Linked DNA regions of Homo sapiens: region 1 is linked to region 2. A link is an interaction called in ENCODE POLR2A ChIA-PET data of the cell type or tissue named here. Cell type or tissue: MCF 10A. All regions are shown on one strand. Each heading gives the region's core, and the rest is flanking DNA. Links, peaks and the distances in the headings are about the cores only.

Region 1 (2,910 bases), core at 130-2,629, 170 kb after region 2:
GGGCCAGGCATGGTGGGTTTTGCCTGTAATCCCAGCACTTTGGGAGGATGACTTGAGCACAGGAGTTCGAGGCTGCCTTGAGCCGTGATTGTGCCACTGCACTCCAGTCTAGGTGACAGAATGAGACCCCATCTCTTTAGAAAAAAAGTGTTTCAGTGTTTGAATTACCATCCTGTCTTTCTTTGAAGAGCCAAATACAGCTTACATCATCTTCAGGTAAAACAAAATTTAGGGTTCAGAAACTATATGGCATAAGAAAATAGTTGAACTGGGCACAGTGTTTCATGCCTGTAATTCCAGCACTTTGGGAGGCCAAGGTGGGCAGATTGCTTGAGCTCAGGAGTTCTTTCAGACCAGCCAGGGCAACGTGGCAAGACCTTATCTCTACCAAAAATACAAATAGCTGGTCATGGTATGTGCCTGTGGTCCCAGCTGAGGCCGGCAGGATTGCCTGAGCCCTGGAGGTCAAGGCTACAGTGAGCCAAAACTGTGCCACTGCACTCCAGCCTGGGCAACAGAGTGAGATCCTGTCTCAAAAAAATAAATAAATAAAATAAAATAAAAAATAAAAAAGAAACAAAATGGTTGAAAATGTCTTTCCCATGCCTTTGGAGTCTAGGATGAGGTTTAAAAAAAAATGTGTTTCTCAGGTCTATTTTAATAGGTAGTTAAAATATACTTTAAAAAATTATTATAAGGCAGTCTCTAAAGTGTATTCTTATCCCCAAAGCTTGATATTACTTAAAAGAAAGATGTATTACTGAAGGAAATAGAAATTGAATTAATGGAATTGTTTTGGTTATTTGAATTGCCATTTCTGTAGGGTATTTGAGAATTGTTAGGTCTTGTTTGGAACCATTGATAAACAGAAGATAGAATAGAAATATTGTACTGCCTCATTGTTCCTAGTCTACAAATTGATTTATGCTGTTATTCAGTTTATGTCTCTCTTTCTCTTTTTTTTTTTTTTTGAGGTGGAGTTTCGCTCTTGTTGCCCAGGCTGGAGTGCAATGGCGTGATCTTGGCTCACTCCAACCTTGACCTCCTGGGTTCAAGCGATTCTCCTGCCTTAGCCTCTCGAGTAGCTGGGATTACAGGCATGTGCCACCATGGCTAATTTTTTTTTTTTTTTTAAGTAGAGATGGGGTTTCTCCATGTTGGTCAGGCTGATCTCGAATTCCCGACCTCAGGTGATCTGCCTGCCTGGCCTCCGAAAGTGCTGGGATTACAGGCATGAGCCACCACACCTGGCCCAGTTTATGTCTTTTGTATGTACACAGTAAAAAGTAGTAGTCTCTTTCTTTACATAGTAAAAAGTAGCAGTTTCTTACTTTTTTTTTTTGAGACAGAGTCTCGATCTGTCGCCCAGGCTGAAGTGCAATGGCACTATCTGGGCTCACTGCGACCTCTGCCTCCTGGGTTCAAGCAGTTCTCCTGCCTCAGCCTCCCAAGTAACTGGGACTACAGGCACACGCCACCACACCCCAGCTAATTTTACATTTTTAGTAGAGATGGAGTTTCACCATGTTGGCAAGGGTGGTCTTGAACTCCTGACCTCAAGTGATCTGCCCACCTTAGCCTCCCAAAGTGTTAGGATTGCAGGCGTGAGCCACCGCGCCCAGACTAAAAAGTAGCAGTTTCTATACCCATCATTATTATAATGTTTTACTGCGTTGATATGTATATAGTGGAGCTTTTTTGTTAGATTTGAAGAAAAAATTGGACGATGAATTCATTCTAATTAAAAAAATAGGCCAGGCACGGTGGCTCACACCTGTAATCCCACCACTTTAGGAGGCCAAGGCAGGCAGATCACCTGAGGTCAGGAGTTCGAGACCAGCCTGACCAACATGGTAAAACCCCGTCTCTACTAAAAATACAAAATTAGCTGGGCATGGTGGCAGGTGCCTATAATCCCAGCTACTTGGGAGGCTGAGGCAGGAGAATGGCTTGAGCCTGGGAAGCAGAGATTGCAGTGAGCCAAGACCGTGCCATTGCACTCCAGCTTGGGCAGCAAGAGCGAAACTCTGTCTTAAAAAAAAAAGGCCGGGCGCAGTGGCTCATGCCTATAATCCCAGTACTTTGGGAGGCTGAGGCAGGGGGATCACCTGAGGTCGGGAGTTCAAGACCAGCCTGACCAACATGGAGAAACCCCGTCTCTAATAAAAATACAAAATTAGCCAGGCGTGGTGTTGCATGCCTGTAATCCCAGCTACTCGGGAGACTGAGGCAGGAGAATCTCTTGAACCTGGGAGGCAGAGGTTGTGGTGAGCCAAGATCGCACCATTGCACTCCAGCCTGGGCAACAAGAGTGAAACTCCGTCTCTAAATAAACAAATAAATAACCTAAATTTTAAAATAAAAAAATCTTTGACACTCTACCTTTCAGCTGTCAGTGGAAACCACTTAGGTAGCTATGAAGCAATTCTGCAAATATTTTATGGAATTCTATATTTGCCAGAGTATAATAGAAAAAACTAGGCCGGGACTGGGCGTGGTGGCTCGTGCCTGTAATCCCAGCACTTTCGGAGGCCGAGGCGGGTGGATCGCCTGAGGTCAGGAGTTTGAGACCAGCCTGACCAACATGGTGAAACCCTGTCTCTACTAAAAATACAAAAATTAGCCAGGGGCTTGTAATCCCACCTACCTGGGAGGCTGAGGCAGGAGAATCACTTAAACCCAGGAGGTGGAGGTTGCAGTGAGCTGAGATCACACCATTGCACTCTAGCTCCTGGGCAAGAGAGCGAGACTCCATCTCAAAAAAAAAAAAAAAAAAAAAAAAAGAAGTCCGGGTGTGGTGGCTCACACCTGTAATCCCAGCACTTTGGGAGGCTGAGGCAGGTAGTTCAGCTGAGGTCGGGAGTTCGAGACTAGCCTGACCAACATGGAAAAACCTCGTCTCTCCTAAAA
Region 2 (2,910 bases), core at 166-2,665:
TGTCCAACCTTGAATTCTTTAAGGTTCCTACAAAGAGTTCCTCCCTCCATCATCAGCAGATATATCCCAGTAGATTAACTGTCTCCTTTTGAAACTTCCTATTTCTTGACTACTCACAGTTTTTATTCAGGGTCTAATTTTCATTTCACCAAGTGTGTTTCTTCTATTTTCTTCTACTTCTGGCCTCTATTTCCCCATCTTTGATTTCTGAGCCACTGTAGGAGAGATGGGGGGAAGCAGTTAATATAATCTCACCTAAGCAAAAATGGCCTGGTGACCACATGATAAAGGGTATGTAGAGTGTGTGTGTGTGCATGTGTGCAAGTGTGTGTGTGTGTGCAAAGTAATCAGAGGAACCCAGTCTGACATATTATACCAACAAGGGTAATTTTCTTAATTCCCCCAACTGGACTTCTCAGTTTGCTAATTTTCTGCATGTATCCTAACTCTTTCTCACTCTAATGGGAGGCAAAGAGACTTGCCCATCCCACTCTCTCTTATTCCCTTCCTCTACTTAGAATAAGTGAACTCAGAAATTTACCCAACAATGTGGCATAGTAAAAAGATAAAAATATTGGGAATCAGAACACCTATGCTTAAACTCTGAATTCCACTTTGCCATCTCTTAGCTATTTAATTTTGGCCATTTTTCTAGCTTCCCTCAGCATCTGTTTCCTTATCCCTAAAATAACAAAATCTAGTTAGTGATTGTGATTGTAAATAAGACATGCACTACAGTACATTGCATAGTTTATGTTCATTAAATGTCAGTATCTTTCTTGCCTTAGCTCCACCACCAATTGCATATGATGTTGGACAAGTCGAATTACTTCTCTGAGCCACAATATCCTCACCTGCAATCTGTGAAATGAAATGGTAGGACAAAATGATCTCTACTCTGTCTGCAATCCTCCCCAATCTTGCATCTAGGCCCATTTTTTTCTTCAAGCCCAGCCCCAAGATTCTGTCCTGCTTTCTAGTGCTTGCCACAGGACTCCCAAAGACGCGCCGAAGCTCTGCGTCTGCCTTTCAGAGGATACGCTTTTTCTCTTTGCAATTGGTTCTGAGAATCCCCACCCTCCTCAATAATTTGCCTATGGCGGAGCAGGAGCCCTCCAGCTCCCGCCCCATCACTGGTGATTGGCATGGGACCTAGCTCGTCCCCGCCCCCACTTGACTGAAGGTTCGGCCCTGGCACCGCCCTGAGTCCCCAGGCGCTAGCTGACTGGGGTGGTTGGGACCGTTAGCTCGGCAGGCTGGCAGGCTCCGGGGCGCTACTCCATTGGCGGCCGGGATGGAGACTATGCGAGCGCAGCGGCTGCAGCCTGGTGTGGGCACCAGCGGGAGGGGCACTCTCCGAGCGCTGCGGCCCGGAGTGACTGGGGCCGCGGCCGCCACCGCCACACCCCCTGCGGGCCCCCCGCCTGCCCCGCCGCCTCCCGCACCGCCCCCGCCGCCGCTGCTCCTGTCTGGGGCCCCAGGACTACCCCTGCCCCCCGGCGCCGCCGGCAGCCCGGCAGTGCTGCGAGAGGCCGTGGAGGCCGTGGTGAGGAGCTTCGCCAAGCACACGCAGGGCTATGGCCGAGGTGAGTCTGCGGGTCTGGCCTCCTGCGCGACACCCTCTGTAAGGGAGCCTTGCTCCCACAGTCCTCCGGATCGCTTTTCCTGGCGTGGAGCCCTCACATGCATTTCCTTTTGGGGAGTTTCCTTCTGGGCTACGCACACGCACAGACGCACACACTCATACACACGTTTAAGCCTCCTACCTCCTCCCCTTTACTGAGTTATTAATATATTCTCCAGGGACTCTTTTTCAGATACAATCCTCTTTTCTTCCTAAGCTTTTCTCCTTTAGAAATGGAATTCCTCCTCCAGCTTAATACCTTAACATCTCTCTGCCTTTGAGAACCAGTCCTCATTGTGTGGGATCCTGTCTTTTATTTCAGATCCAATTTCTCATCCATACCCTCTCAGTCTTTCCTCTGTGATCTCTGCAATTCCTGGACTCACCTGTTAATTTGCTCCAGCCCCTTAACCTTGACTGTTAAATTCTTTACTTACTTACCTTCACTCTGAAATTTCAGTGCAACTTCAGATTTACTGGGGAACTAGGTAGTGCCTTCACAAGTCACTCATAGTAATTGTGTATTTAAATCCGGACCTGTACCACTGAACTCACAGCAGCTTCCTGTGGCTCAGTACCTTACTTTGGTATCTTTTTTAGTATGGAGACTCACAACTCCAGCCTTTCTGTCTGGCTGTGTTTTCCTGGCCCTTGCCCAGGAACTGAGGATAAATCCCAGGCCTTGGCTCTTTCAATGTTAAATTCTGTGGAAATGTGCCAGGTTAGAAACTCTATTTCAGTTAGAAAACTTCGTTAATTTCTGGAAAGAGGGATGTGAGGGTTTTCTTTGTTGTTTTCGTTTAACTAGGGTAGTTTCCTGTCTGAGTTTGAGTTCCAGATTTATAGTGTAAGTAATAAGGAATATATAGTGAAGGGTGTGGAATACAGAATTTAAGCCTGGAATTTACAAGACATCCCTTCTGTCTGCTTGGCCAGGTCCTGCCTGACCTGGAAGTGACTATATCTTTAACTTTCTGTTTAACAATAATACAGAGAAAAGTTACAGGGCTTTTCTGTAGATTTTCTTTTTTTAAGAAAGTTTAGTGAAAAGAGCACACACAGGCTTTGGAGATCTTTGTCACTTACCAGCCAAATCTTTGGGGAAGGGACTTAATTTCACTGAGCTTCAGTTTCTTCAAGGGTTACAATATGGATTGACTGAGACATTGCAAATGACATATAACCTAAAAATGATTATTATCTCAAATTTGTTGGTTCATAGTTCCTTAAGTAGAACATGCTTCACTTTTTCCCACTCTTAAATCCTAATAATGTAAACCCAAAAA

The links. ChIA-PET counts read pairs that join two places held together with the same protein. Peaks named below come from ENCODE experiments on the same cell type or tissue, not always from the same donor. Only the 100,000 strongest peaks of a DNase experiment are listed, where the experiment ranks them.
Region 1: POLR2A ChIA-PET joins it to region 2 with 6 read pairs; 2 of 35 experiments call an interaction of 5 or more read pairs at or near these places.

What each region holds. Positions count from the first base shown.
Region 1 is chr1:145,789,574-145,792,483 of GRCh38, reverse strand. The region is part of intron 1 of RNF115 (ring finger protein 115); the gene reads left to right. Among named protein-coding and RNA genes, the nearest start is that of RNF115, 33 kb to the left of the region's middle. In MCF 10A, for the core only: no CTCF peak of the experiment used is centred there; no DNase peak of the experiment used is centred there.
Region 2 is chr1:145,956,312-145,959,221 of GRCh38, reverse strand. LIX1L (limb and CNS expressed 1 like) reads left to right here and starts at 1,205. Exons shown (of 6, transcript NM_153713.3): 1 at 1,205-1,586. The coding sequence starts at 1,295. RefSeq lists silencers at 1,151-1,240, 1,271-1,550. In MCF 10A, for the core only: no CTCF peak of the experiment used is centred there; DNase peaks (open chromatin) are centred at 1,151 and 1,691.